Regions from separate parts of the Homo sapiens genome. Here region 1 is linked to region 2. The links are chromatin loops, found by intact Hi-C in ENCODE. Cell type or tissue: spleen. All regions are shown on one strand. Links, peaks and the distances in the headings refer to the core of each region. The heading gives the core; the rest is flanking DNA.

Region 1 (15,663 bases), core at 2,788-10,787, 120 kb before region 2:
CTGATGCTTTGTTGGCAGAACTCAGAGATGAAGGCCAATAATGGCCTTGTCTATGTCAAGGGAAATGGAACAGAGTGGGTCCCAGAAAGCTCAAGGGCAACTTAATGATACCTCCACTCATTTTTCCAACATGTAAGTCCTCATAGAGGATAAAGCCACCTTTAGATTGATATGGAAGATAAGGTGTAGAAATGGAGAAACTGACTGTCACCAAGGCTTTGAATCATAGCAGTTCCAGCAGTCTGGAAGATAGGAGAAGACTTGATATTAAAGCAAACTTACAACTTTATTATCTTGAACTGGACTTTCTAATTACTTAATCAAGAATTTTTAATGGTATAAAGGGATCATGGAGCTTTCCAGAATTTTCTTCTAGGGAGAATTTTTGTCTCTTACTGCATAAACAAGAGAGTAGAAGATAAAATATAGTTATGCTTTTAAATTCTATGAATGTTTTCAAATATCTAAAAAATTAGACTAGGACAATGAATTTTCTTCTACTATGGACTTAATTGTTTCTCCCCCAGACTCATATGTTGAAGTCATAACCCACTATGTGACGTTTTTGGAGTTAGGGCTTTTAGGAGGTAATTAAAGATGATGGGTTCATTAGGGTAGGGTCCTAATCCAATAGGATTTGTGGCCTTATAAGAAAAAGAGAGAGCGAGAGACAGAGAGAAGGAGAGAGAGAGAGAAAGAGAGACACAGATTTCTATCTCTCCAATTTGCACACAAGAAGAAAAGCCTTCTGAGCACACAAAAGTTGGCCACCTACCTGCAAGGCGCACTCACCAGACCTACCCATTCTAGCACCCTGATCTCATACTTCCAGCCTCCAGAACTGTGAGAAAATAAATTTTTGTTGCTTAAGCCACCCAGTCTATGGTATTTTGTTATAGCAGCCTGAACAGACAAATACACCATCTATTAATGTTCTATATTATCAACATTGTGTCCTACTTTATCTATTTTCTCCCTCCCTTCCTCTTTTTCTTTCTTTCTTCCTTTCCTTTATTCTTGTAAAGCTCGTTTTAAATTAAACTTAGACATAATGTGATTTTCACTTCTAATTTTATCCATCGATGTCTTTAAAAAATAAAGATGACTTACAACTTAACTATTGGGACAAACATCATTACCATTTATTAGCATCTAAATTCCCAAACCTGCTGGGTCCATGGGACTTTGAAGTGAGTTATGTGCATGTGAATTGCTCTCAGTACTGAAATGAAAGCAGAAGGAACATGTATCAGTTAGCTATTACTGTGTGCTAACCCCTACCAAGATTTAGTGGCTTAAAATAAGAATTTCTCACTGTTCTCTTAATCAGGTGGACATTTCTTCTGGTCTGAGATGGCGTGGCTGATGTCTAGGGTTAGCTGGCTTATTTCTTGGTTGTGGCTGGAGGGTCTAGGAGAGCTTCAGCTGAGATGCTATCTTTGCTCCACGTGTTCTCTTATCAGCAGGCTGGTTTTGAATTTTTTCCTATGGTAGTCCCAGGCTTCCAAAGACCATCCAGAGAGTAAACTCCAATGCACAAGCACTTTTCAAGCATTTGCTCCTGACACATTGCTAATGTCCCATCCACTAAAGTAAGTCACATAGCTAAGCCCAAATTCAAGGAGTAAAGAATAGACTTCATCTCTTGATGGGAAGAACTGTAAAGTCATAAATGAGTGTGCATACAGGATGAGAAGACTTTATGATGTGGCCATTTTTACAATTTGCTATGGGTTTCTGAGTTATGATTAACTGAAGGCTCTGTTTTCAATATGGTGCATGAGGAGACTGGATAACAAATTAACAGTTGGGAACTGGAAGTGGAAGAAAGTACAACAGGATTAACAAGAAAAGCAGCAGGATAAAATACAGGAAAACAATAAATTTACATAAATATTGATTGCCCTGCAAATTTACTTAACTATTATCATAAATTTCTTGTACATTCTTTTCTGTGTACATGATCATGTTGCCTACAAATAATGACAGTTTTAAATTGTTCTTTTTAGATGCTCTTTATCAAGTTGAAGCCATTTCATTCTATTCTTTTTTTAATGTGTGTGTGTATTTATATGTATGATAGATTTTTAAAAAATTTCAGCCTTGATTTTTGATACAGGAAGTACATGTGAAGGATTGTTACATGCATATATTACACCCAGATAGTGAACATAATACCAAATAGGTAGTTTTTCAACTCACACCCATCCTCCCTCCCTCTCTAGTCTAGTAATCTATAGTGTCTATTGCTCTCATGGTTATGTCCTTGGAAAATCAATGTTTAGCTCCCAATAAGCGAGAATATTCATTTGGTTTCCTGTTCCTGCATTAATTCCTTTAGGATTATGCTCTCCAGCTCCATCCATGTTGCTGCAATGGACATGATTTCATTCTTTTTTATGGCTGTGTAGTATTCATGGTGTATATGTTCCACATTTTCTTAATACAATCCACCATTGATGGGCACCTAGGGTCTATTCCATGTTTTTTTCTATAGTGAATAGCATGGCAATGAACATATGAATGCATGTGTCTTTTTGGTATAATGATCTAAATTCTTTTGGGTATATTCCCAGTAATGAGTTTGCTAGGTCAAATGGCAGCTCTGTTTTAAATTCTTTGAGAAATCTCCAAACTGCTTTCCACAGTGGCTGAACTCATTTGCATTTTCACCAACAGTGTATAAGCATTCTCTTTTCTCATCAGCCTCAGCATCTGTTATTTTTTGAGATTTTTTTTTTAATAACAGCCATTCTGGCTGGTATGAGAAGGTATCTGATAGTGGTTTTGATTCGCATTTCTCTGATTAGTGTTGATGAGCATTTTTCATATGTTTGTTGGCTGCTTGTATATCTCTTCTTTTGAGAAGTGTCTGTTCATGTTATTTGCCCATTTTTTAATGGGGTTATTTGTTTTGCTTGTTGATTTAAGTTCCTTACAGATTCTGGATAGAGCTTTGTCAGACGCATAGTTTGTGAATGTTTTCTCATAATTTGTAGGTTGTCTACTTCCTCCGTAGGTGGTTTCTTTCACTGTGTAGAAACTCTTTAGTTTTTGCTCTTCTCAAGGAGTATCTTTGTGGTGTTGTCTGTATTTTCTGAATTTGAATGTTGGCCTGTCTTGCTAGATTGGGGAAGTTCTCCTGGATAATATCCTGAAGAGTGTTTTCCAACTTGGTTCCATTCTCCCTGTCACTTTCTGGTATACCAATCAAACACAGGTTTGGTCTTTTCACAGAGTCCCATATTTCTTGGATGCTTTCTTCATTCCTTTTCATTCTTTTTTCTCTAATCTTTTCTTCACACTTTATTTCATTAAGTTGATCTTCAATCTCTGATATATATATGTTTTTTTCTGGTTGTTCGATTCAGCTACTGATACTTTGTGTATGCTTCACGAAGCTCTTGTGCTGTGTTTTTCAGTTCCATCAGGTCATTTATGTTCTTCTCTAAACTGGTTACTCTAGATAGCAATTCTTCTAACATTTTTTCAAAGTTCTTAGTTCTCTTGCATTGGGTTATAACATGCTCCTTTAGCTTGGAGGAATTTGTTATTGCCCACCTTCTGAAGCCTACTTTTGTCAATTTGTCAAACTCATTCTCCATCCAGTTTTGTTTCCTTCCTGGCGAGGAGTTGTGATCCTTTGGAGAAGAGGCATTCTGGTTTTTGGAATTTTCAGCCTTTTTGCGCTGGTTTTTCCTCATCTTCGTGGATTTATCTACCTTTGGTCTTTGATTTTGGTGACTTTCAGATGAGGTTTTTGTGCAGACGTCCTTTTTGTTGATGTTGATGCTATTCCTTTCTGTTTGTTAATTTTCCTTCTAATAGACCTCTCTTCTGCAGGTCTGCTAGAGTTTGCTGGAGGTCCACTCCAGCCCCTTTTCACCTGGGTATCACCAGTGGAGGCTGCAGAACAGCAAGGATTGCTGCCTGTTCCTTCCTCTGGAAGCTTCCTCCCAGAGGGGCACCCGCCAGATGCCAGCCGGAGCTCTCCTATATGAGGTGTCTGTTGACCCCTGCTGGGAAGTGTCTCCCAGTCAGGAGGCATGGGGGTCAGGGACCCACTTGAGGAGGCAGTCTATCCTTTAGCAGAGCTCCAGAGTTGTGTTGGGAGATCTGCTGCTCTATTCAGAGTCAGCAGGCAGGAACGTTTAAGTCAGCTGAAGCTGTGCCCACAGCTGCCCCTTCCCCCAGGTACTCTGTCCTAGGGAGATGGGAGTTTTATCTATAAGCTCTTGACTGGGGCTAATGCCTTTCTTTCAGAGATGCCCTGCCCAGAGAGGAGGAATCTAGAGAGGCAGTTGGCTAAAGCGGCTTTGCCGAGCTGCGGTGAGCTCTGCCCAGTTCGAACTTCCGGGCAGCTTTGTTTGCACTGTTAGGGGAAAACTGCTAGCTCAGTGTCTGCCCAAATGGCTTCCCAGTTTTGTGCTTGAAACCCAGGGCCCTGGTGGCATACGCACCTGAGGGAATCTCCTGGTCTGTGGGTTGCGAACACTATGATGAAAGCATAGTATCTGGGCTGGAATGCACTGTTCCTCCTAGCACAGTCCTTCACGGCTTCCCTCAGCTAGGGGAGGGAGTTCCTTGACCCCTTGCACTTCCCAAGTGAGGGAAGCCCTCACCCTGCTTCGGCTTGCCCCCTGTGGGCTGCACCCACTGTCTAACCAGTCCCAATGAGATGAGCCCGGTACCTCAGTTGGAAATGCAGAAATCTCCCACCTTCTGCATTGATCTTGCTGGGAGCTGCAGATTGGAGCTGTTTCTATTCGGCCATCTTGCCAGCCACCTGGGTGGGTGAATTCGTGAGCTTGGTTTCATAGGCATAATTTTTGGTATTATAGTTTAGGCTGTTAGCCAGTAGATGGTGCTTAAGAGCAATGGCTGGTAGCTAGGTTAATACCCAGCCATGTCGTTTTTGTACTTCCTCTTGTTTTCAGTCCTGCTCTGTGGTAGGCAGAGGAGACAAATGGCCTCCTCACCAGGTCCTCTCTGGGCTTTGGGGAAGTCCCCAAGGATCAATGGTGCTGCACCTGCATTTCTTTTCTTAGGTGTTCCAGGCTGCAGTATCCCCTCAGGCAGAGGCTGGCAGGGATATATTCCACATCTTTCTGGACTGGCCCTGCAGAGGATGGCATGCACCACTACTGCCCCCGCCCAGGAACACATGCTTCTCACCCCTCTCACTGCTCTGATGGTGGGGGCTGCTTCTCTGCTTGAGGGCCGGCCACAGATCTCAGCTCCATACTCCTGAGCTGCATGTTGCAGCCCTGGGGCACTGGGATGTCCTGCAGCTCGGGTTGGGATTCTGGATCTGATGTATTCCTGGGTTGCCAGGAAAGTGCTCAGGTGCAGCAATACTGGGCTGCAGGGGCTGCACTGTGCACCAGCTTATGCAGCACAGCTTGGTATGGACCCTGGGAGGGGCCAACGAGCAGGAGGGCCTGTAGAGCAGACATACTTCAGTCCCATGGGGAAGCTGCCCACTCTTTCGTGGCTGGAAGGTCAGCTGGGGCCCGTGCCTCCTGGAGGGGTGTGGGGAGCCCTGGGGGATGAGTGTCTATGGCCACATTCCCTAGAACTGCCCAGCACACAAAAGCTCCTATACTTTGTGCTGTCTGAAGGCCTGGCAGTCTTTGCTTGCTCCCCGAGGACATCCCCTGCCAGTTCATGCATCCATGGGGACATGAGGTCCCCTATAGCTAGGATCCCAGAGGTCCATTCTGAGAGAGAGCCATTCCTCAATTCCCTCACTCACCCCTTTCCCAGTCGACAAAGTCAGGAACCATTCCCTGGGTTAAGGTATCCGGTGCAGGGTTCCCCGCGACCTCCCTCTTCAGCCTTGGCTTTAGTCTTGCCTCTCCACCCACTTTTGGCATTTTCTTTCTGAAGATCTGCCCAAATTATGGTGGTTTACTTAATAATCTGATCCCTCTGGGTGGGAGCAGAACTTTTTGGCTGCATCCAGTCAGCCATCTTGTCCCCCTCCTCGTTCTATTCTTAAGGTGGAAACTTTGTTCATTGGTATTAGGTCTTTCTTTTTACCTAGGATAAGCATTTAGAGCTATACATTGTCTTCAAAGTTCTGTGTTAGCTTCATCCCTAAAATTTAAAAAAATTGTCAGCCATTTTGAAATATTTTCTAATTTTCCTTGTCATTTCTTGTCTGACCCTTGCATTGCCTAGAAGTGTCTTAGGAGATTTTCTAGATATGACTATTGTTATTAAATTCTAATTTAGTTTCTTTTGCATTAGAGAACATACTTTGTATGCCCTTAATCCTGTCAAATTTGAAACTTATTTTATGCTGAGCATGTGATCTACCTTGAATATTTTATAAGCATGGTAGAGAATGCGCATTATACTGTTGCTGGATGTGGTGTTCTGTAAAGGTAAATTGGGTTAGATTTTCAGTGTTGTTCAAGATGTCTGTACCCTTGTTGGTTTCTGTCTACTTTTTCTCTCAGTTGCTAAGAGAAAGCTTTAATCAAAATTTTCTATCTACTTCTCCTTTCTGTTATGTTGTTTTCCTTATTAATGTATTTGAAATCTTGCAACTACATGCATGCAAACTTAGGACTGTTGGGTCTGTTATGAATTAATAATTTTATTATTTAAAAATATTTGACTTCATTATTGGTAATATTTCTTGTATCAAAGTCTATTTGACTTCTATTAATATAGCCTTTCCAGTTTTCTTTTCTTTTTTTTTTTTTTTGACAGAGTTCTGTCTGTCACCCAGGCTGGAGTGCAGTGGCAGGATCTCGGCTCACTGCAGTGTCTGTCTCCCGGATTCAAGCGATTCTTCTGCCTCAGCCTCCTAAGTAGCTGAGACTATAGGCACATGCCACCATGTCTGGCTAATTTTTATATTTTTAGTAGAGACGCGGTTTCACAATGTTGGCCAGGATGGTCTCAATCTCTTGACCTTGTGATCTGCCCGCCTCGGCCTCCTAAAGAGCTGGGATTACAGGTGTGAGCCACTGCACCCGGCCCCAGTTTTCTTATTATTAAATTTTTCATATATCCCTTTTTCCATCTTTTTATTTTAACCCATCTTTGTGTATTTAAAATGAATTCTTCAAATATATCACATATAGTTGAATCTTGCTTTATAAAAAATACAGTCTGAAAATCACTGCCTTTTGTTGGAGTAGTTTATAATTTAATATTATTAATATTGCTGGGTTAAAATCTTACTGTTTGTTTTCTGTTGTCCCATTTCTAGTTTGTTCCTTCTTACCATTATTCCTGGCTCTTTTTTTGATAGGGTATTTTTAATATTTCTTTTTATCTTCACTATTGGTCTGTTTGATCTTTTTTCTTTTTTCTAGTGGATATCTCAGGGTTTGCAAAATACATATCTAATTTCTTTCTTTTTTTTAACTTTTATTTTAGGTTTGAGAGTATTTGTTATATAGGTAAACTCATGTCACAGGGGTTTGCCGTACAGACTATTTCATCACCCAGGTATTAAGCCTAGTACCCATTAGTTATTTTTTCTGCTTCTCTCCTTTCAACCACCCTCTACTCTCAAGTAAACCCCAGTGTCTGTTGTTCTCTTCTTTGTGTTCACAAGTTCTCATCATTTAGCTCCCACTTGTGAGAACATGTGGTATATGGTTTTCTGTTCCTGTGTTAGCTTGTTAAAGATGATAGCCTCCAGCTCCATCCATGTTTGCACAAAAGACAAGATCTTGTTTTTTTTTTATGACTGCATAGTATTCCATGGTGTATATGCACCACAGTTGCTTTATCTGATCTGTCATTGTTGGGCATTTAGGTTGATTTCATGTCTTTGCTATTGTGAATAGTGCTGCAATGAACATTTGAGTGCATGTGTTTTTATGGTAGAATGATTTATATTCCTCTGGGTATGTACCCAGTGATGGGATTGCTTGGTCAAATGGTAGTTCTCCTTTAGCAATTTGAGGAATTGCCAAACTGCTTTCTGCAATGGTTGAATGATTTATACTCCCATCAACAGTGTATAAGTGTTCCCTTTTCTCCACAACCTCACCAGCATTTGTTATTATTCATTGGTGTAAGATGGTGTCTCATTGTGGTTTTGATTTGCATTTCTCTAATGATCACTGGTATTGTTAATTTTATGCCTTGATGATCTGTCTAATACTGCCAGTGGCAGTTGAAGCGTCCCATTATTATTTTGTGGGAGTCTATGTCTCTTTGCAAGACTCTAAGAATTTGCTTTATGAATCTGTGTGCTTCCATGTTGGATGCATATATATTTAAGATAGTTATGTCTTGTCGAATTGAACTCTTTATCATTATGTAATGCCCTTCTTTGTCTTTTTTGATATTTGTTGGTTTAAAGTCTGTTTTGTTAGAAATTAGGATTGTAACCCCTGCTTTTTTCTGTTTTTCATTTGCTTGGTAGATTTTCCTCCATTCCTTTATTTTGAACATATTTGTGTCATGAGTTTCTTGAAGACAGCATAACATTGAGTCTTGCATGTTTTTTTTTACTCCAACCTGCCACTCTGTGCCTTTTTCATGGGGTACTTAGCCCACTTACATTTAAGGTTAGTATTGATATGTGTGGATTTAATCCTGTCATTGTCTTGTTAGCTAATTACTGTGCTGGCTTGTTTGTGTGGTTGCTCTACAGTGTCACTGGTCTTTGCATTTAAGTGTAATTTTGTATTAGCTGATCATAATTTTTCTTTCTATATTTAATCCTCCTTTCAAGATCTCTTGTAAGGCAGATTTGGTGGTAATAAACTCCCTCAACATTTGCTTATCTGAAACAGTTCTTATTTCTCGTTTGCTTATGAAACTTAGTTTTGCTGGATATGAAATTCTTGGCTGAAGTTTTTTCCTTTAAGAATGTGAAATGTAGTTCTCCAATCTCCTCTGGCTTGTAGAGTTTCAGCTGAGAGGTCCACTGCTAGCCTGATGGGGTTCCCTTTATAGGGGACCTGCTCTTTTTCTTTCATTTCAACCTTAGAAAATCTGATGATTATGTGTCTTCAAGATTATCTTCTTGTGTAGAACCTTGCAGGAGTTCTCTGTATTTTCTTAATTTGATTATTGGCCTCTCTGACAAAGTTGGGAATATGTTCATGGACAATATATTGAAATATGTTGTTCAAGTTTTTTGCTTTTTTCCTATCCCTTCCAGGGATGTCAGTGACTCATAGATTTGGCCTCTTTACATAGTCCCATAATTCTTGGAGGTTTTAGTCAATCCTCTCAATTATTTTTTATTTATTTTTGTTTTACTTCTTATTTCAGAGAGCCAGGCTTTAAGTTCTGAGATTTTTTTCCTCACCTTGGTCTATTCTACTGTTAGTACTTATGATTGCATTGTGAAATTCTTGTATTGTGTTTTTCAGCTTTGCCAGATTCATTAGGTTCCTTTTCATACTGGCTGTTTCATCTTCCAGCTGTGGTAGTGTTTATTGTGATTCTTAGTTTTCTTGATTTCAGTTTTGCCATACTTGTGAACCTCAATGATCTTTGTTTCTATTCATATTCCAAATTCTGTTTCTGTCATTGCAGCTAGCTAAGCCTGGTCAAGAACTCTTGTTGGAGAACCAGTAAGGTTGTTTGGAGGACATATGACACTCTGGCCATTTGAGTTATCAGAGTTCTTGCATTGGTTGAGTACAGTCAGTGAACTTCTTTACTGGATGTTTTCTCAGTACCGTGCTTTGTGCAGAGTCTTTATTTGAAGCAGACTTCTTGTCTTTGGTCTCACAAGGGGGTATGTTAGCAAGGTATTTTGGTGTTGAAGCTTTGGGGTGTGATCCAGTAGATGGTACTTTGGCTTATTGGTCACTTGGTAGACTCTTGTTTGGTTATGTGGCTCCCCTGTGTTTCCTCACAGTTGCAACTGGGTTCCCTCTCAATGCTCTGAAAGTTTGGGCTGCTCTCCCCATTGAATGCTGGCTGTAGATTTCAGTTTGTCACTCCTGCACTGCCCACTGCAGCACTAAGGCCATCTCAGGGTTTATGTTTCTCCCCCTACTTGGAGGCAACAGAGGAAGGGACCTTAGTAGTCCTTGTGGCCAAGGGTCTTTTGTTTGTCTCCTGAGGGCTCCACCCCAGAAAGGTGCAGGTCAACAACTGTTCAGTGCAATCATCCCAGGATGGGGGATCTGTGTGTGGGCACAAGCCAAGGGTTCCTTGTCTGGTTATGAGCAAGCTGGGGTGGGGGTGTGCAGAACCTGTGGGAGATGGACTGGTTTCCTCTCCTTGGGTCAACTGCAGCTTGTTGAAGGTATGGATAAGGCACTTAGGGTTTTTGCGTCTTAATGAGTCCTAGGGTAGTAAATGCAGTTCCACTGCAGAGGGCAGAGAGGCTTTCAGTTGCCCTCAGCAGCTCTCTCCAGGTTGTTGCATAGCTGCTACTGGCTCAATAGCCTGGCAGAGGGTGGTCGGAGGCCTAGGCTTGGAGGACCTGCCCGGTGAGGAGCTATGGGGACAAGCACCTATGTAACAGTCTGGTCACTTTTCCGAGGAGCTACTGTAGTATGCTGGGGGTCTACTCCAGTCTCTAGTCACCTTGGATTTTCCAGTACCTGGAGTTATCAACAGTAAAGACTATGAAACAGCAAAGATGGTGTCCTGCCCCTCCCTCTGGGAGCTCTGTCCCAGGGAGGTTTCAAAACTCTGTCTGCTGGAGAACACTGATGAGGGTAGCTGGAGACCCCAGTTGGAAGGTCCTGCCCAGTGAAGAGGAACAGGGCTGGAGGCTTGCTTAAAAAAAAGCAGGCCATGTTTGCATATAGCCACTGTGCTGTGCTGGGGGCCCACTTCAGGCCCCAGTCACCTCAGACTCTCCAAAGCCTGAAGGCTAAAACGGTGAAGTCAGCCAAACAGCAAAGGTAGTGGCTGGCCTTGCTGCTGGGAGCTCTTTTTCAGGGAAGTGTAACACTGCTACCAGTGGCTGAATGGAGTTCCAAGCCAGTGGGTCTTATCCTGTGAGGTGCCATGGAAGCAGGGCCCATAGACTATTGCTTCTCAGCCCACTGGATTCTGCCCCTTTTCTAATGGTGTGTATGGAGCCCTGACCTCCTGCTTTGCCAGAGTTTCAGCTCCTTTGCGAGGAAGCCCGGAAAGCCCAGGTATCTAAGGCTCCCAGGTCTCTGCATGTGACTGAGCAGAGATTCCATGATCTGCTGGGATTCCATGTAGGTCTGTGTGTCAGACTGAAGGCCTGGTGGAATGGGTTCATGAGGGTATCTACTCACCTGAGGGTTGCAAAGATCTGTGGGAGAAGCATGGGTTCCTGGGGTTGCATATTTACTCACCACTTCCCTGGACTGGGGAGGTTCCCCTGTGTTGAGGAGGTTCCATTCCTCTCCATGACAGCAGTGCACACTAGCTGCTTTTAGTTGGCCATCTCAGCTACCCCCTCTAATTTCTTATGGCATTCTGATGACATAACACTACTTCATTGACAATGGAGGAACCTTGCAACAATATTCTATTCCATTACCCACTTCTATATTTGGTTCTATTTCTAGATATACTTTACTTCTCTCTATATTATAAACCACACAGTTCATTGCTGTTATTTTTTCCTTACAAAACAAAATATCTTTTAAACAAATTTAAAAACAAGAAAAAGTTTCAAATTTTACCCATATATTAACCATTTTCACCATTTTGTATTCCTTTATGTAGATCCAGGTTTCTATCTAGTATTCTTCTCCAACCTGAAAACCTTTTAATATTTTTTATAGTTCCAGCAAAAACCCTTAGAATTTAATTCTTTTATTGATTTCTTTGAAAAAGTATTTTGTCTTTAGTTTTGAAGGACATTTTTATTTAATACAAATTTCTAGGTTAACTTTTTTCCCAGGACTTAAATGCTTTTGCTACATTGTCTTATGGCTTGCATTTTTCTGATGAGAACACTAATAATTCTCTACATTTTTCTACTATATATGATGTCTCTTTTTTCCTCTCTGATTACTTTAAAAATTTTCTTTTTGTTCTTGGTCTTCAGTAATTTCGTTATAATGTGTTTGGTGTGTTTTTCTTCGTGGTTTTTTTTGGCGGGGGGATTTGTATGTTGTTTTCATCAAATTTATAAAATATACAACCTTATTCCTTTGAATATTTTTCTTTTTCATGTAAGTGAAGCCTAATGTTGTCCAAAAACCACTGAAGTTTTTTTTGTCTGTTTGTTTCTTTTGTTTTTTGAGACAGAGTCTCACTTTGTCACCCAGGCTGGAGTGCAGTGGAGACATCTTGGTTCACTGCAACCTCTGCCACCTGAGCTCAAGAGATCCTCCCACCTCAGCCTCCTGTGTAGCTGAGTATAGGCACATGCCACCTCACCTGGATAATAGAGATGGGGTTTCACCATGTTGCTAAGGCTAGTCTCAAACTCCTGGGCTCAAGCAGTCTGCCTGGCTCAGCCTCCCAAAGTGTTAGGGTTATAGGCAAGAGCCATTATGCCTGGCCTCTGTGTATTTTTCTTTCATCTATTTTTCTTTCTGTGCCTTAGTTTGTGTAGTTTCTATTACTCTATCTTCAAGTTTACTGATCTTCTGCAGTATCTGATTTATACTAAGTCAATCCAGGATAATTTTTATCTTAAGTATTGTATTTTTCATCTTTAAGACTTGATTTTCTTATCTGTATTTTGTATTATGTGTATGTTTTTATTTAAAATTAAATATTCATCATATTAACAATAGCTCTTTTAAATCCTTGTTTGATAATTTCATCATAAAATTCATTTCTAGTTTTTTTTTTCAGGTCAGATGCCCATTGTGCAGACATGGTAACAAGTTTCAAGTACGGCACATCTCACACATGTGCGTGAAACACCCAATCATCATGCTCATGAACTACCAGAGGATCATCATTTCTAGGTTTTAAAACTTTTTATTCAGACAACCTCACTCTGTCACCCAGGCTGGAGTGTAGTGGTGCAATCATGGCTCACACTGCAACCTCTGCCTCCCGGGTTCAAGTGATTCTCTTGCCTCAACCTCCCAAGTAGCTGGGACTATAGGCATACACCCCCACATCTGGCTAATTTTTGTATTTTTGGTAGAGACAGGGTTTCACCATGTTGGTCAGGCTGGTCTCAAACTCCTGACCTCAGAGGATCCACCTGCCTCAGCCTCCCAAAGTGCTGGGATTACTGGTGTGAGCCACAGCGCCCAGCCTAAAACATTTTTTAATGACTTTTTTCTTCCTGGATACTGGGTTCCATTTTCCAGCTTTTCAGTCTATTATTATTATTATTAGTTTACTTAATACCACATGTTTTGATTCTTGTTATTGAGTGTTGACTTTTATGTTGTTGAGTTTTCTTAAGGAGCACTGGCATTTTTTCTGGAAGGGAGTTAAATTACTTGCAGATTTGCTTGATATTTTAGAGGCCTGTTTTAAAGGGCATGTCTAGTGTAGCCTTTACTGCAAGGCTACTTTATCATTTAGAAATGATACCGCTCAAGTCTCTACTCTTGGTAGGGAATGTCGCAGGTGGGCAATGCAGCCTCTCCAACAATAGTTTGTTGAAACTCAGAAGTCTCTCATTCCTTTGTGAGCTCTGAGAATTGTCTCATTTATAGTTTCTAATCGTCCTTTCCTGACATTGTGAAATTTTACCCCATGCAAGCACAGCTTAGCATTAAGTTATAGTTTGGAGCAGATCCCTATCAGATTCCTGGAGCTCTTTCCTTGCCTAGTCCCCTCATCTCTGGTTCTTTCCTACAGATTCCAACCACATGAGCGTCCCTGAATTCCAATCTTCCCTTCACAAACTTAGTGACTCTCCTATGCTCTGCCCGGGTTCTTTCTTCCAGCATGGATTGTAAAGTACCAGCAGGAAGAAAGCCAGAGTGATTGTATTGTCCATTTTGATTATTTATCTTAACTTAGGGATCATAGTTCTTTGAAATATATGTTCCAATTAGCAAAAACAGTTGTTTCACATATGTAGTCCATTTTTCTAGTTCTTTATGATGGGTGGACAAGTCTATCTTAGTTACTCCTTTACAACTGGGAGTAATGTCCTCCACTCCATTAGATTTTAAGATAACTTATAACATGGTTTATTAATTCCCCCAGAGGTAACCAAGGCATATAAAACTGTTTGCTCAAATATATTTTCTATTAATAAGATAGAAATTTTATCACTCTTACAAATTAAAGGAAATGATTGCAAAAGATCTAGAGAACTGATGGTTGAAATAGAGGCTTCAGTAGCTAATAAGAATGTTTCTCAATTAGCAACATAAAACCATGTAATTAAGCATCATTTGATCAGTCAAGCATCGTTGTTGAGGATCTGTATAATTTCTTACTCTCTTCTGAATTTGGCAGAACATTTTTTCATTGTCCATACATATTATAATAATGTCATTGGTTTTTATCATTTTCTAAAGACTGAGTCTGATTATATTTTGAGGAACTATTAATTCTTGGCTTACATGGCTCTTAGAAAACCTTTTTTTCTGATTCAATTTGTCCAATGCAAAATGATGTAAATTTCTTCTCTCTCCTCTCTTTAGCCCTAAAGAGTCTTGGGACATTACTTTGGAATTATTCATTCATTTAGAGAAATCAAAGAAAGCTAGCTAAGCATTTGGTTTCTTTTCATTTTCATTATGGAAATTCCATTTTCACAGATTTTGACAATATTGGGTTCCTAATAAGTAAATACTTAAACGTCAGAGTTATCGGATAAACAAAGAAGAATCTTTAGAGGTGAAGTGTCCCATATTACTACAGATGCGAATAAAACACATAAACACAAAAACAAAAAGGCTAATAAGTATGCCAGATTCTATATTTCCTATCCTGCCCATTCCTGACACCTCAAGCTCATCAGAAATTTCTTAATAAAATGACCATATTAAAACCCACTTTTTACGCTGCTGCCACTGATATGTGCGCAATCAACCGGAAACCATCAGAATCAGAACCAGAAACAAAACAAAGGGTCAGATTTAGCACTGGTCAATTACCTGATATGTGGTGCAATACACAGGCCTGTCTGAGATAATTGCAGATGTGGCTTTTGGAGTATAGAGTAAGCCCAAATAAGTTTCACAGGACACTCATATAATTTTAGAGAGAAGTATGCCAATACAAGCACTGCCAGCTTGAACCAAAAGGGACAGAAACAGTGAAATGAAAAAAGACCTTTGGGATCCCAACTTTCTATGATCAGGAGGAAGGCTGAGGAGCAGTCTGCTGTGAATGTGGGACATTTTTTATTGAAAAGAAAGAATGCTGCAGAGGGAGCAGATGAGCTCTGAGGGTGGAGCAGAGGGTAACCATTCCCAGGGAGAGGAACTGAGTCCTGATCATCACAATCAAGGAATATTTCCTGCTCCCTGATGACATATACTTGCCTGGATTTCACGATTGATATAGTCTGGTATATTAGACCATTCTTGCATTACTGTAAAGAAATACCTGAGACTATGTATTTTATAAAGAAAAGCATTTTAATTGGCTCATGTTCTGCAGGCTGTACAGCAGTCATGACGCTGGCATCTGCTTGGCTTCTGGGGAGCCCTCGGGAAACTTACAATCATGGCAGAAGGTGAAGGAGAAGCAGGTATGTTGCATGGCCAGAGCAGGCGCAAAAAAGGGGGATGGGGGAGGTGTCGCACACTATTTACCAACCAAATCTCATGAGAATTAATTCACGAACATGATAATGGCATG
Region 2 (15,663 bases), core at 2,577-10,576:
AACATCACCAATCATTAGAGAAATGCAAATTAAAACCACAATAAGGTACTATCTCATATCAATAAGAATGGCTATTACTAAAAAGTAAAGAAATAGCAGATGCTGGCAAGGTTGGAGCAGAAAGAGAATGCTCATCCACTGCTGGTGGGAATGAAAATTAGGTCAGCTATTGTGGAAAGCAGCTTGGAGATTTTTTTGAAGAGCTTAAAACAGAATTACCATTCGACCCAGCAATCCCATAATTGTGTATATACCCAAAGGAATATAAATCATCCTGTCATAAAGACACATGCATGTGTATGTTCATCACAGCACTATTCACAATAGCAAAGACATGGAATCAACCTGGGTGCCTTTCAATGGTGGATTGAATAAGGAAAATGCAGCACATATACACCATGGAATACTACACAGCCATAAAAAAGAATGAAATCATGTTCTTTGTAGCAACATGGGTGAAGCTGGAGGCCACAATTGTAAGCAAATTAACGCAGGAACAGAAAACCAAACATTGCATGTTCTCACTTTTTAGTGGGAGTTAAACACTGAGTACCCATGGATATAAACATGGGAGCAATAGACACTGCAGACTACTAGAGGGCAGACAGAGGGAGTGGGGCATGGTCACAAAACTACTTATTGAGTATTATGCTCACTACCTGAGTACATTATACCCATGTAACAAATCTGCACATATACCCTCTGTATATAAAGTAAAAGCTGACAAAAAAGTATATAAATCATGTGTCAAGCTCAATGAATTTCCACAAAGTGAACACACCAGGTAAAAAAATAGAACACAACCGTAATCTCAGGAAGTCTCTCATGCTTCCCTGGAGCCACAAGAGTCATCACTATGCTAATTTCTAACACTGTCAATTAGGTTTTTCTATTTTAAAACTTTATATCAAAATATTTTCTCTACTAAAAAAAATTGGATTGTTTTAAAGCTTAAAGAAGATTATAGCTGTAAAGAGTTTAAAATGTGCAGGTGAGCATCATGCAATAATTTTAAGTTACAGCCATTATTGGCCAGATAAATTTCTAGTTGCTTACAAGAACACTACAAAGTAGTTATTATTCTCCTCATTGGAAGAGGCTGAGTAACTTGCTCACTGCCTTACCAATTAATTAGTGTGAGATTGTTATTTCCCACAACTGGCTTACTCAAAAGGTTTATCTTTCCTGTACACAATCCTATAAAATGTCTGTTCGTTTAATAACTATATTAACTCAAGTGAGATGTCTCCAACCAGCTACTCACAATCTTGGTATTGCTGTGTAGATTAGAGTCAATTAGAGTCAACTTTGAACTCTCTGCTTTCCAGCTCCAAGCAAAAGCCCTGTTGAAGGAAGAGGTGCTGCTGGAAGTAGTGTATAGAACATGTATTCTGCCTACTCTCCCTGGCAATCTGTATTCTATCTCTGTAAGTGGCTGAACCACGAGGAAGTGACATACCTAACAGGAGCTTGTTTCGTTTTTTTGCAGAATGCTCTTCTCAGAATTGTTGTTCAGACTTACTTCAGCTTCCATGGAAGGTCATTTCAAGGAATCTTTTGAAATTTATGATTACATTTGTTGTAAAAATGCTTCTGAGAACACTCTTCTTCACAACACTTGATAGCCCATTTAAAAAGGCTTATTTGAGACTATGTTTCTGGGAAAGGCTTTGGTTGTGTTAAGGAACTAGGATATTTCCTTCTTTTCAATACTAAGCATTATGTAATTGCTTGGTCTTACACTTCTCAACGAGGAAGCTCAGAATCAAATTTGAAGTTATACTACAGTCATTTTGGAATAATAGGCCATAAGTGTGATTGTAATAGGCTGCTAGAAGAGAAGAATATTTGTAAACTATAAGACAGTGCAAAAAAAGGTTTTCTTTAACCTAAAATTTTATTTTGGAATAACTTTGGATCTATAGAAAAGTTTCAAAGATCATGTGATCTGCGGTGTACTGGGTGGTACTGGGTGGCACTGTGTGTGAGTTCACTCTGTGATACTGAGGGTGCTTCCTACTCCTGTGTGTGGGAGTTCCTCCTACTTTATGAGGCAATAGTTTAAACTATTTTACGGTGTAGTTGTGTACACAATTACACTGTATAATTTATACTGTTTACCAGTTTATATACCACTCTGTGTATCCGTTCACACTCATTAGCAGGCATACTACTAACGTGTGTGTGTATTAGCTCAGACTGTGTGTGGTTCACACTACTACCCTGCATGTTAGCTCAGGCTGTGTATAGTTCACACTACTACACAGTGTATTAGCTCAGGCTGCGTGGAGTTCACATGACTACCTTGTGTGTTAGTTCAGGCTGTGTGGAGTTCACACTATTACCCTACATGTTAGCTTAGGCTGTGTGGAGTTCACGCTATTACCCTACATGTTAGCTTAGGCTGTGTGGAGTTCACACTATTACCCTACATGTTAGCTCAGGCTATGTGGAGTTCACATGACTATGCTGTGTGTTAGCTCAGGCTGTGTGGAGTTCACGCTTCTACTCTGCGTATTAGCTCTGACTTTTTGGAGTTCACACCGCTACACTGTATGGTGAGTCACACAGAGGAGAATATTTGAAAACTATGAAGATCATAATTTTACAGTACTGCATTCAGCAGTACTAAATCTGAGGGCCCCAAGAGCAGACACCATTCTTAAAAAATTGATTATAAGGAAAAGAGATACTTTCGAAGATCATCTCTTTATGAGACTAGTGGGCAGAACTGCTATGTTTAGCGTTTACATGTCTTTCTGCCAAGTCTGTAAGTCAGAAGTTGAAGCTACAACAAAGTTCCATGTGTGTGGCAGAGATTTCTGGTGTTAGCGCTTCTAGTGTTAGTGGTGCCCAGGAGAGGCTTTTATTTAGAATTTGTGGTGAAGGACAAGGGAGAAACCATTCTTTATGGATTTTTGATAATCCACATGGATAGCGGGGCACATGGCCTGAGTTTGGATCTGGCTATGTTAACCTCCTAAGCTATGGCCAAGGATTTATATTTCCAACACCCAAACAGTGGCTTTGCCAATAAACAGTGGTAGATTTTCTTAATATATGGATAACATTTGGGATGCAATATCAAATAGAAAGTAGGTGCAGAGTGGTCACCTTTTGGCGGGGATGGTGGGGCAAAGCCTCAAGTGCCCTAAAGGTACCCAGGAGTATGGCGTATACTCAAAGAGAAGAAGTCGGTGTTGAGTTCTGCACTTATGAAGGCAGGAGCTAGACGGCGCAGAGAGTTTGCTGAGCCCTCAAGAAACAATCAGCCACATAGCCCTGGCTGATGATTGACTCAATGGCCAAGCCCAAAAAGTTAAGGAAACAGAAACACAGGGAAAGTAGGGGAGAGACACATTCCCACCCCGTACTCCAAGAGGAGGAGTTTTCCCTACACAGTCCTGGCCACCGGCCTTGCCTTTACTCTTTGCCCCCAGGAAGTGGGGTGAGTTGTCTGGCTGATGTCTGATAGTCACTGGTGCAGGTCTTTTGGGGCCCCTGTTTCCTTTCCACATCTGTTCAGTGCAAGAATACTGGGGAAGAGTCTCTTCTCCAGCTCAGTGTTCCCCAAGGAAAACCATAGCAGGGCAGCCATTGCTGCTGCACACCTAATGCTGTACTCCAGGCTAGTTTTTGTCAGTCTCCATCTGCCTAGATGCTTTGCATCTTTCAATAAGTCAGAACGCAGATACTGAGGAGATGGCTCTAATGAATTAGACTTCTAAACCCCAAAAATTCCTATCAATTCCTGTAGTTTTAATTTTGACTTGTTTGTATAGGGTTTGTATATGATTAATGTCTGTCTTCTTGATTAGCGAGTCCAGGGGTGGGAAGGGTGATTGCATTGTATTTCTGGTGCCTGGCCCAATGTGTCAAAGTCACACATAAAACTCATGGAAGGAAATGAATCAATACGTCTCCTAAGCCCTTACATTCTCTCTGGGCCTCACTGTCTTCCCCTCTTACAGGGCCCTCTTGCTGAAGTATGTAAAGCTCACTTGGACCACCCTGCCACAGTAGTCAACACAGAATCTGTCCTTGGAACTAGTTTTAACTCCAGCGAAGCTACCCACGTGTCACAGCGCCAGCACTCAAGGAGAGGCAGCTCTGTGCAATTGCGTCCAGGGAAAACCCCTGTTCCAAAGAAAAAGCCTGCATTTTCCCCTTTGCCTTTTCCTGACTCCTTACTTCTAGCTTTGGGATTGCAAATTCTGGCTTGGACTTGCTTCTCCAGCAAACCCCTTAGTGTGCCTTCTTGAACACACCTACATGCTTTCTTTGTTGCTAGATGCCCCAGGAAGGTACTGGAGTCTCAGACTTGATTTCAGGAGACAATGAAATCCAAGCTGACTGACATCCTCTTTTCCCCACCTGGGCCACCTTGGGTGCTCTGGAAAAGTTGAAGCCAGCCCTGGGCACAGCTCAGTGAGAGGAATTTTGCTTTCAGTCTTTTCTTTAGAGGGTGGGGGCAGTAAGGAGGAAGGAGAGAAAAAATTTACAAATACAAAAGCAAAAGAGTCACTTTTCCCATTTCTTTAAAAGTTCAAGCACGCATTTTCTTTCCTTCCTTCCCTGGGTCTTTCTAGGCTTTATTATTTCCTTTTGATACACGATTTTCTCTGGGGTTTATCTCTGAACGCTTCCCGGACTCCTTCCCCTGCTATTTGATAGGAGACAGGCAAAGTCCAGCACAAAGAAAACAAACAGAGCCTAGTGACGAGCAAGTGGTCTGCTGGTCCTGGCCACCTGCCGGAAGGCATTGAGGCAGAGCCCAGCGACACTTCTTTTGAAACAGAATGATGTGCCTGCCATCCAAATCAAAGGTGCTTATAAAAAGAATTCCCTCTTTTGGGTCTGGGTTTTTTTTCCTCCCAGCTCCGGGTCCTGCTGTCCTCCTGCTGTCACACAGGAAGGACCCACAGTCTTATTCCTGCTTTGAATGGCAAAAACTTTAACTTGTAGTACTTTTTCCTGTTCAGCTTGCTGCAGCCAACTCTGTTTGTGGTTCCAGAACCTGGCCAGTAGCTGTTACCTACAGTTTTACCTTCCTGTTTCACTTTCTTTTCTAAAATACGGGCTTTTTCCTCCTCTACCATAAAAGTAATACATGCTTCCTATAGGAAATCACTACAGAAAGAGGCAGGAAAAAAAAAATCATCTCCTGTCCCCCACGACCAAAAGATAAATTTGAAACATTTTATTCTAGACTTTTTTCTAGCATCCTTAAAGTTGGAACATTCTCGGCATATTCTAATTATTTTCTTATTCATCAGATATTGAGGATTCACAAGTGGGATTTTGTTTTTGGGTAGGAGTGTTTTAAGGAAGAGAGAGAAAGAGAGAAAAATGCTGGACACAGAAGGGGCATAAATTCAAGCACCCTCAGAATAATAATATTTCATCTTTTTGAACTCTCAGATTGGTGCTTGCTTACAATATTTTATATTTAGATTCATACATTAATAAAAGAGAGAAATGATGAGTCAGCAACTACCTGGGTCAGCATCCCTCTGAGATGAATAACTTTGCAGCACCTTCAGCTACTCTTCTGAATACTGCGGGTGTCCAGGGGACTGGAAACAGTTTATTTCTACATTATCAGTGTTCTTCAAGGAAGCAAGTAAACGAAGAGATGGCAGGCAGCTTCATTAGGTGCAAAGCAGAGAATGGCGCCCCCTGTGGGCATGCATGTGGAGGGCAGGGCTTGCACAGCTGCTTGTTTCCAGCCCCAGCCACCTCCCCTCCCAGCACCTCTGGGCAGGGCACGACAGGTGTAGCTATACATGGTGGCTTGTGACATGGACAGGAATCAGCAGAGCTCAGCTTGAGGTCTGCCTTGACCACATGTTTGCCTTTGGCCATTCTCCCTTTGTGGATTGGCTTGTTTCTTAGTGCAAGTGACAAAAAATTAAATGGTTTTTAAGGCGCCTTGTAGGTCATACAATCCAGGTACAAAGTAAAACTGCATTTATAGAATTTGGAGACAAATCTCGACACATCCTTATATCTCACCCAAGGTCTCATAGACCTGGCTGACTGTCAGAGAGGGTAGGGTTAGCCATCAGCCGGGATCCTGCACCTGTTCCTTACTAGACATGGGTGACCTGGGCATGATGTTTAACTTCTGAACCTCCCTTTACTCTTTGTCGAAAGGGAGTAGTAATGTGCACCTTTAGGGCTATTATAAGGATGCAATAAAAAATTAATTCCACAAATACTTATTAAGCACCCACCAAATGCCCGACATAGTTTCAGGAAGAGTTGGAAAGCAGTGAGCAAGAAGGGGAAGAGGTCTCTTGTCTTGTGGAGCTGCCATACTTGTTGGAAGTGACGAAAACAGGAAATAAATAAAAAATCAGTGTTGTATAGACCATTAAAACCAGGTGAAGCCAGGTACAGTGGCCCACACCTGTAGTCTCCACTTAGCAGACTGAAGTAGGAGGATCACTTGAGCCCAGGAGTTCAAGTCCAGCATAGGCAACATAGCAACCTTGTCTCTAAAAATGTTTTTACCAAAAGAAAGAAAATGAGTGGTCAGGGAAGCTCTCTCTGAGGAGGTGGCATTCAGGCTGAAATGTGAATGGCAAGAAGGAACCAACCATGCAACAGTGGCTGGGAAGATATTTTAAGGGAAAGGGAACACAGTGTGAAGTCTCTAGGAAGGAACGGGATGAGCTTCGTGTGTTGTGGCCTGAAGTGAAACCTAGCTGGCTGGAGTGTGGAGGGTGAGGAGAGTGAGGCATCCAGAAGGAAGGGAGGTAGGGAGCAGGGTCACAGAGGGTTACATAAGTCAGGAAAGCAATTGAGACAAGGGAGAGCCTTCCCAGTTCCCGGCCCAAAGGTGCTCTTGAGTGAGCGGCGTATCTGTGACAATGAGGAGAAAGAAAATGAGAAGGTTCTGAACGAACCAGTTTCTTCTGAGTCCTAAAGGATAAAGGTAAAAACTTCTACCAGATGCTGCTTTGCCAGATGGTTTCCGTAGTGGAGAGTGTCTGCCTGCGTCAGACAGAAGCCCTGGGGGAGAACTGGGCCCTCTGGGGAGTCTTCGGAGGAGACGCCATCAGTCCCTGAAAGTGGAAAAGTGACTAGAGATAGCCATTAGGTTCACAAAAGAAACCTTAAAATAGATTCAGTTGGAGATGCAAATTCAGTTCAGAGCAGGACTGCCGATGTGTTGAAGCTTAAAAAATTCCTCTGGGAGAATTGGGAGGGGGAGAAAAACGAAGGCAGAGCAGATGGCTTGGTGAATAGGAGGCCAACACTCCGGGCTACTCAAAGAAGGGAATCTTAATTAAGGGAAGAAGCCCCAAATAACAAAACTGGTTGCTCTCCATTATTAATAGTAGTTTTCGTCCATTTGTGAGTTGGTGACAGATTCATCCTGGGCTATTTGGGTCTGAGAGGAAAGGAGCTGTGTTCCTCTTCTGATTTACGAAGTCTGATAGAGCAGCCCAGAGGCCACTCCTTAGGATTTCAAGGAAGGCTAATGTTGCAAATGAGAAGTAATTACAGCTCTCGGTTTCCAACTGTCCGAGTGGTAGCTCCGATGGTTAATTGGCTCTGCTTCCTTGGTCTACTTTCCCGAGGCTTTTGACCTCATTCTACTTCCTCTCCTATATCTTGGGGGAATTTTCCCAGTCCAACAAGCTCTGCACATTTAGGTTACCTCTAAGGGTTGGGTGTACCATCTGACAACAATTGATTTCCAAGCTTCTGCAGCTACCTTGGCTAGTTGTCTATGGAGTTAAAGAGTGCTAGCGGTTCATTAGCACCTGTGACATTTTCATTAGCATTAATGAGGCTCATCTGCAAAACTCAGACCCAGAGAGATTAGAATTATTCTGTGCCATAGGAAGTAATTGGCGAAACTTTCCCTGGCTCATTTAGGCCCTAGTTAGGAACAAAGGAGCATCGAATTTGTCCCAAGATGATAATAGTGTTACTTGTAAAGATGATTTTCTGGCAAGTTTGAGAAACAATATTTTCAAAATATTTTATAATGGAGACTTTCAAGCACACATAAAAGAATAATGTTACAATGAACTTTTATGTGCTCATCACTCAGTCTCAACAATTATTCACATTTCGCCAATCGTTTTTCATCTATTTCTCCCCTTTTATTTCTTTGCTATTTTCAGACCTCATAGTGTCTCATCCTTACTTTTTTCAGGGAATATCTCTAATATGTCCCCCCCATGCCATTGTTGTGAGTTGCGTTCTCTGGGAAGCAAATTCTGAGATGCAGAGTAGTGGACAGAAAATTTATTAGGAGTGGTTTTCAGGATTTGCATCTGCAAGAGGGAATGACAGGAAACAAGGCCAGGACGAGGGAGAAGTTGGACCACTAGGTAATACCTATAAAAGACTCGGCTTGGACCAGGCGGTGGCTCACGCCTGTAATCCCAGCACTTTGGGAGGCCAAGGCAGGCAGATTGCCTGAGCTCAGGAGTTCGATATCAGCCTGGCCAACATGGAGAAACCCCATCTCTACTAAAAATATAAAAATTAATGGGGCATGATGGCATGCACCTGTGATCCCAGCTACTCTGGAGGCTGAGGCAGGAGAATCACTTGAATCCGGGAAGTGGAGGTTGCAGTGACCTGAGATCGCGCCACTGCACTCCAGACTGGCGATACAGCAAGACTCCTGATTAAAAAAAAAAACAAAACAAAACTCAGCTGATCCCTGTGGAAAGCTGCAATGCTGAATGCTTATTACTTGTCCAGGGTCTGGAAGAGAAAGCTGGGCTTTAATATTCCCATAATACTCCCCTATGGACCATCCTGTCACTAGGAAGTGAGCATAATCTTGAGGAAGGTGTCCTTCGGCCTAGGGCAGTTTGAGGGCAATTTCTGGAGAGGCGAATAGCAGGTGGCTGTCAGCTGGCAGTATCCTGAGCTGCGAAGGGAATCATCTTATTTCTGAAGGAGGATCAGGGTGGCTCATCATAGCATCCATCACAGACATTCTTGCATCTAACAACATTAACAAGAATTCTTTAATATTACCTAGTAATTAAACAATGTCCACAAATCGTTATGTTAAATGAAGTTAAAAAATTTCTTTAATGCGGGTCTATTCTGAGGTTTAAATATACAAATGAACGTGTGACTTTTCAGGAAGATTTTTAAACGTGAAACATTTAAAAAAATTATTTGACTGTCTCATGTGTTTTTGGTTTTGTTTTTATTTTTATTTTTTTGGGACGTATACCAAAAAACAATGCTCTGAACTCAGTAAACATGGGGACGTGGCAGTTTTAATTTCACAGTGTTAATAGCTAAGGCCAAGACTCTCTCACGTGGCAAAGAGGTGAGTGTTTGGCATAGAACTGTAAGAGTAAATGCTACTTGGATGCTACTTCATTCTAAGACAGCTATGAATTACGTGAGCATCTGAAGATATTTTGCAGTTCGAACAAGATATATACTAAAAACGCTGTGTACTTTGTCACATCGACAGTCACTCACTAACAGAGCTTTTTGACGCGGTCATTTCTGCAGTGGAAGGAGAAACTGATGAAGAGTCTCTTTGTGGGTGCTGTGAGGTTATTTTTAGGTTGCTACAAAGCCTCATTTATAACTGCGACTCTAATCTTAAGAGGCTGGTGTTGGAGACCAAAGAACTGGAAAGAAGTGGTATTCTAAGGTTTAGTGAAAGGTCCATAAATCAGTAGATTGCAGATGTGCATACAGCACGGACCAGGCATTGGAAATGATAAAAGGGAGATACAGTTTGCTTTCATAGGCATTTCTATTGGAGTGATGAAAAGAAACATGGTAATTAACAGAATGGAGTGAAACAAGTAAACGTGTGCAGTTTTGTTTTGTTGTTGTTGTTGTATAGTTGGTTCTCTCTTGAACTCTTTTAGAAACATCACCTCAATTAAAGTAAGTATGCAAATGTCATTTCTTTTTCATAAAAGTAGAGAGCATTCTTAATCACACAGGTAATAAGTGAACAGATTGATTGGGAATACAATCTAGACATTTTAACAGTAACTCTATTCTAGTTCTGGCAGGCAATGGTGCAGTTTAGCAGGGGCTCAGGCTAGGGAAAGAAATACTGTCTCAAAAAAAAGATTATATGCAGTGGCTCATGCCTGCAATCCCAGCACTTTAAGGAGGCCAAGGCAGGAGGATTGCTGGAGCTCAGGAGTTCAAGACCAGTCTGAGCAACATGGTGAAACCCTGTGTCTACAAAAAATAAAATGAAAAATGAAAAAAAACTAAAAGAAAAAATGTCCCTTGTAAACTTTATAGGCCTGCAGAAACATTACTTCTTATTAGTACATCTGAAAATCTGCTGTTTTTCTAGCAACCTTTGCTTTGACATATATCTTATTTTAGGTGCACACTTGTCATTCAGTGATTGCAAGTCATGTACCACCAAAATTAATGAAAATATATGTATTTCCACTAGAATATGTATGCTTTAAATTCTTCAGCCTGAGGAGAAGTAAAAATGAGAGCATTAAAGACAATCTGGGATACAGTTATTTATATATTATGTCTGCCAAATTCTCTGCCAATGTGCAGTTTAATTTCAGGTTTCCCTTAAAATGTCACTGCTAAAAGGTAAAAGCTGGGTAACAAGCCTGTGGATAAAAATAAACAGACGGTTTATACAAAGGGAAAATACAAAGCAAGAATCAAAACTCAAGATGTGGGTGAAAACTGAGCGATGAGCAGTTTTTGCATTTTAAGGAAAGTCCGAAATTTGCCTAAAGTTGTGAATCAAGGGGAGAAAGCAGTTCTTTTCTAAATGAGTAGACCTTAAAATTCTATCTTACTGCCATACTCTAGCTAATCAAAGTGGAATTTGGGTGCTTGACCTCACAATCAAGATGGAAATCTTGAATTTCTGCAGCTTCCTTATTTAGCTGAAGAATTCTAAAACATATCTAATAGAAAACCATCCTTAGAGCATTTCCCAGGTGATAAATTATTTTCTCTGGCTTAATACCTCTGAACAGCTATTAAGTTCACTTAGAAAGTTGTTTGTGTCTTAACATTGTCACCATTACTTAGTAGACACCTAGAATTTTCTATGTTCCTTTAATATTCGTTAATGGAAATAATAAAAATGGAAGAAAAAATGACCTAGTACTGTGGCTTGGGATAAGGAGATCACATTCTAATTCTCATTTATTCAATATTTATTTAAAGAATCAATTTTTGAGCACCAGGCTCTACTCTAGATGTCAGGGATAGAGTTTTGAACAAAAAACTGTGTTTGTTTTCATGAAGCTTATGTTTATCATATGAAGAAGACACAAAGTAAAGGCAATGTAACACAAATGGTGCTTGCTACAATGAAGAATCAAGGAGGATAAAGGGATTTAGAGGATTGTTGGGTGCTCTTTTGGAAAGAATGGTCAAATAACTCTCTGAAGTGTTAATATTTGACATAAATATTGAAGGATTTTGGGAAAGAATGGTCAAATAACTCTCTGAATGTTAATATTTGAGATAAGCCTTGAAGGAACTAGAAGAACAAATTTGAGAATTTAAGGGAAGATTGTTCCTGGAAGGGGAAACCTAAGCAAAGGCCCTGTGGCAGGCGTTACTTATTTGACAAACCAGCAAGGAGGCCAGCATGGTTGGAAAGGATTGAGCTAGGAAAGGAGGATGATAGATAAGAAATAAATTGTAGAGCAAGCTGGAGGCTATATTACATGGGACCTTATAGGATTTGGTAAAAGTTTGGATTTTACTGATATGCAATGGAAATCCATTGGCAATCTTGAATAGAAGAAGCACATGATATAATTTATATTTTAGAAAGATCATTCCAGCTATTACACGGAAAACAGTGAAGAGAAGAGCAAAAGTAAAAACAGAGATCAGTGGATGACTGCTGCAGTAATTCAGGATATACAATGCTGTGGTGAGGTGGTAACATGTGGTTGTATTTGAGATATATTATGTAGGCCAGGCCAAAGTATTTCATGTGATTGTTCTGTAGAAATCTGGTTTATATAAATGACTTTGAGAGGTGTTAAAATATAGTGAAATGAGTCCCCTTTATGATATTTTATTATATAAAATTTCAAACATATACAAATGTAAAATGAATAGGATGGTGGACCTCTGTGTATCCATTACACAGATTGAACAATTATTAAGATTTGGTCAATCTTGTTTCACTGATGTCTTCCTACCAGTATTTTTTCTCTTCCTGGATTATTTTGTAATAAATCCTAGAAATCACATCACTTTACCATCAATAGTATGTATGTCTAATAAGTAAGAACTTTTAAAAACGCCACAATATCATACACAAAACCCTACAATATTAACAAAGTTGATAATAATTCTTTATTACAATCTAAAATCAATAGGTGTTCAAATTTTCCCAGTGTTTCCTTAGGAATGTATTTTTGCAGTTGGGTTGATTAGATTAGGATCCAAAAAAAGTCGACCCATTGCATTTGATCAAAATGTCTTATAAGTCTCTTTATATCCACCCACCTTCTTCTATCCTTTTAATGTTTTTTTGTTTGTTTGTTTTTCTGACACCTATTTGTTGAGATCCTGGATGTTTTGGATGTTTGCCCTGTAGAATTTTTTTCTTTTCTTTTTTTTTTGAGACGTAGTTTCACTCTGTTGCCCAGGCTGGAGCGCAATGGCGTGATCTTGGCTCACTGCAACTTCTGCCTCCCGGGTTCAAACCATTCTCCTGCCTCAGCCTCTGGAGTAGCTGGGATTGCAGGTGACCGCCACCACGTCCGGCTAATTTTTTGTATTTTTAGTAGAGACGGGGTTTCACTATGTTGACCAGGCTGGTCTCGAATTTCTGACCTCGTGATCCACCCGCCTCGGCCTCCCAAAGTGTTGGGATTACAGGTTTGAGCCACCGCTCCCGGCCTAGAATTTTCTATTAGATTTGACCGATCATATCATGTAGTATTTAAACATTTTTTTATCCTCATTATTTACCGTAAAACTGTTAGGTAGACATAGAGGCTTGATTATATCCTTTTTTAGGGGCAAGGATGGGGAAAAATAATTCAAAGATGGTACCATGTACCACCTATTGCATCGGGGACACATGATTGCCAGTTATCAATCACACTTAAATGAGGTTAAAATTGATGAGTGGTATGGTAGGCTAAATAGTGACTCCACTTTCTAAAGACATCTGCAGCCTGATTCTGAACTGTGAATATGTTATGCTATGTGGCAATAGGGACTTTGTAGATGTAATTAAGATTACAGTCCTTAAAATAGGAAGATTAGGAGGGATTACCCAGGTGGATTTAATTGAATCACATGACTCCTTAAAGGAAGAGAACCTTTCCCAACAGAAGTCAGAAGCAGCAGAAGAGAAATATGGTAGGTGTGGAAATCAGAGCTTGCAAGCATGAGAAAAATTTGATATGCTGTTGCTGGCCGTGAAAAATAGGGTCCTGTGTACAAGAACCAAGAGAAGCCTCTAAGAACTTAAGCAGAACTCAGCCTGACAGCCAGCATGGAAATGGGACCTCGGTCCTACCACTGCAAGGAACTTCATTCTGCTCACAACCTGAATGAACTTGAAAGCAGATTCTAAGAGCCAAGACCAGCTGATACCTTGATTGGGATTTCCAAAACCTGAAGCAAAGAAATCAGTCAAGCTAACGCACACTTTTCACCTCTGAACTATGGGATAATAAATTTGCATGGTTGTAAGCTGCGAAATTTGCGGTGTTAGAGCAGTAACAGAAAACTAATATTAATACAAGTGAATGCAGGGATTGTCAGCCTGATTCACCTGTTATTATAAATTCTTCACCCATCTTTCATCTTCATGGTTTCAGCAGCCATTGATAATTATTGTTTAGATCTGTTGTCATTAGGGGTTACAAAATGGTGATTATTTAAGATCATCCTTTCTGTATTTATTAGCTGGAATTCTTCCTTAAAGAATAACTTTTCTTCATCCACTATTTAGCTACCTTAAAATAAATTTTGGACATAGAAAACAAGATAAATACCTGTTTTTTCCTTTATTTACTAATTTACAGAATACTGAGAAGATTGGTTTGCTACTATTTAAGAAGACCAATTAGTTTTTTGGTATTATTATGAATTAATGGATTGTTGTATGTGCATGTTTCAACCACCATGCTGTCATTCATTTCCTTTTGATACTTAAATGATCCCATTTGCAACTAATGAAAAACCTGTTAAGTTGGATCCTTGTGTCTTTTTGTCAAGAGCTAGTCTTGAACTCCTGGACTCAAACTATCCTCCTGCCTTGGCCTCCCAAAATGCTGGGATTACAGGTGTGAACCACTGTACCTGGCATACAATAGCATTTTTGTTTTCTGGCACTACAAATTATCCAAGGTTTATTTGTACATTTTAAGCCCAGACAGTGTGTTGTCCATTTCCCCAAGAATCCTTTGTTCATTTCAAGTATTTAGAGAACACAATTTGGGCACTTGGGCGTTGTTCTTGTCATTGCTTTAAGGCTATCTCAGTAGACAGAGAGAAAAATTATGACTTTGCAGCATATTTCCAATCCAAAGGTTACAATACACCATTTTCGCTTAACCACTTTTATTTTCATTCTTGAATATGTTTGTTAAACATTTTCAGGCTGGGCGCGGTGGCTCACGCCTGTAATCACAACACTTTGGGAGGCCGAGGCGGGTGGATCACAAGGTCGGGAGATCGAGACCATCCTGGCTAACATGGTGAAACCCCGTCTCTACTAAAAATACAAAAAAAAAAAAAAAAAAAAAAATTAGCTGGGCGTGGTGGCAGGCGCCTTTAGTTCCAGCTACTTGGGAGGCTGAGGCAGGAGAATGGTGTGAACCCTGGAGGCAGAACTTGCAGTGAGCCGAGATTGCGCCACTGCACTCCAGCCTGGGTGACAGAGCAAGACTCTGTCTCAAAAAAAAAAAAAAAAATTCATTTCTAACATTAATACAATTGATTGATTTTATTATTACTAATAATAAGATTGATGAACTTGGTTTAAGATATCTTTGCAGGTTTTGTTTTTTGTTTTTAGACTTTATCCCTGTAAGAAAGTACAGTCAAAATACTGAATTTTATTTTATTTATGTTTATTTTTAACTTTTATTTTAGATTCAGGGACACATGTGCAGGTTTGTTATATAGGTAAATTGTGTGTTGTGGGGATTTGCTGTACAGATTATTTTATCACCCAAGTAATAAGCATAACACCCAATAGGTAGTTTGTTTTATCCTCATCCTCCCCCGACCCTCTACCCTCATATCAGCCCCAGTGTCTATTGATCCATATGTACTCAATGTGTCCATATGTACTCAATGTTCAGCTCTCATTTGTAAGTGAGAACACGTGGTATTTGGTTTTCTGTTTCTATGTTAGTTTGCTTAGGATAATGGCTTCCAGCTTCATCCACGTTGCTGCAAAGGACATGATCTTGTTCTTTTTTATGGCTGCATAGTATTCCATTGTGTATTCCACATTTTCTTTATCCAGTCTACTGCTAATGGGTACTCAGGTTGATTCTATATCTTTGCTATTGTGAATGAACATATGTGTGCATGTGTCTTTATGGTAGAACAATTTATATTCTTGGGGGTATATACCCAATAGTGGGATTGCTAGATTGGATGGTAATTCTGTTTTAAGTTCTTTGAGAAATTGCCAAACTGCTTTCCACAATGACCGAGCTAAAA

Evidence for each region. A loop is a pair of places that touch in the nucleus more often than their neighbours do. Peaks named below come from ENCODE experiments on the same cell type or tissue, not always from the same donor. Only the 100,000 strongest peaks of a DNase experiment are listed, where the experiment ranks them.
Region 1: a loop joins it to region 2, with 2.9 times the contacts of the local background. A loop is called at or near these places in 5 of 110 quality-filtered maps.

What each region holds. Positions count from the first base shown.
Region 1 is chr4:22,346,623-22,362,285 of GRCh38, reverse strand. It overlaps LOC124900906 (small nucleolar RNA U13), which reads right to left and starts at 12,836; the gene lies at 12,732-12,836. In spleen, for the core only: no CTCF peak of the experiment used is centred there; no DNase peak of the experiment used is centred there.
Region 2 is chr4:22,227,376-22,243,038 of GRCh38, reverse strand. No RefSeq gene overlaps it. Among named protein-coding and RNA genes, the nearest start is that of MIR12115, 280 kb to the left of the region's middle. RefSeq lists a silencer at 4,579-4,873 and an enhancer at 4,579-4,873. In spleen, for the core only: a CTCF peak has its summit at 5,696 (motif pointing left); a DNase peak (open chromatin) is centred at 5,681; H3K4me3 peaks cover 1,202 bases; H3K27ac peaks cover 1,850 bases.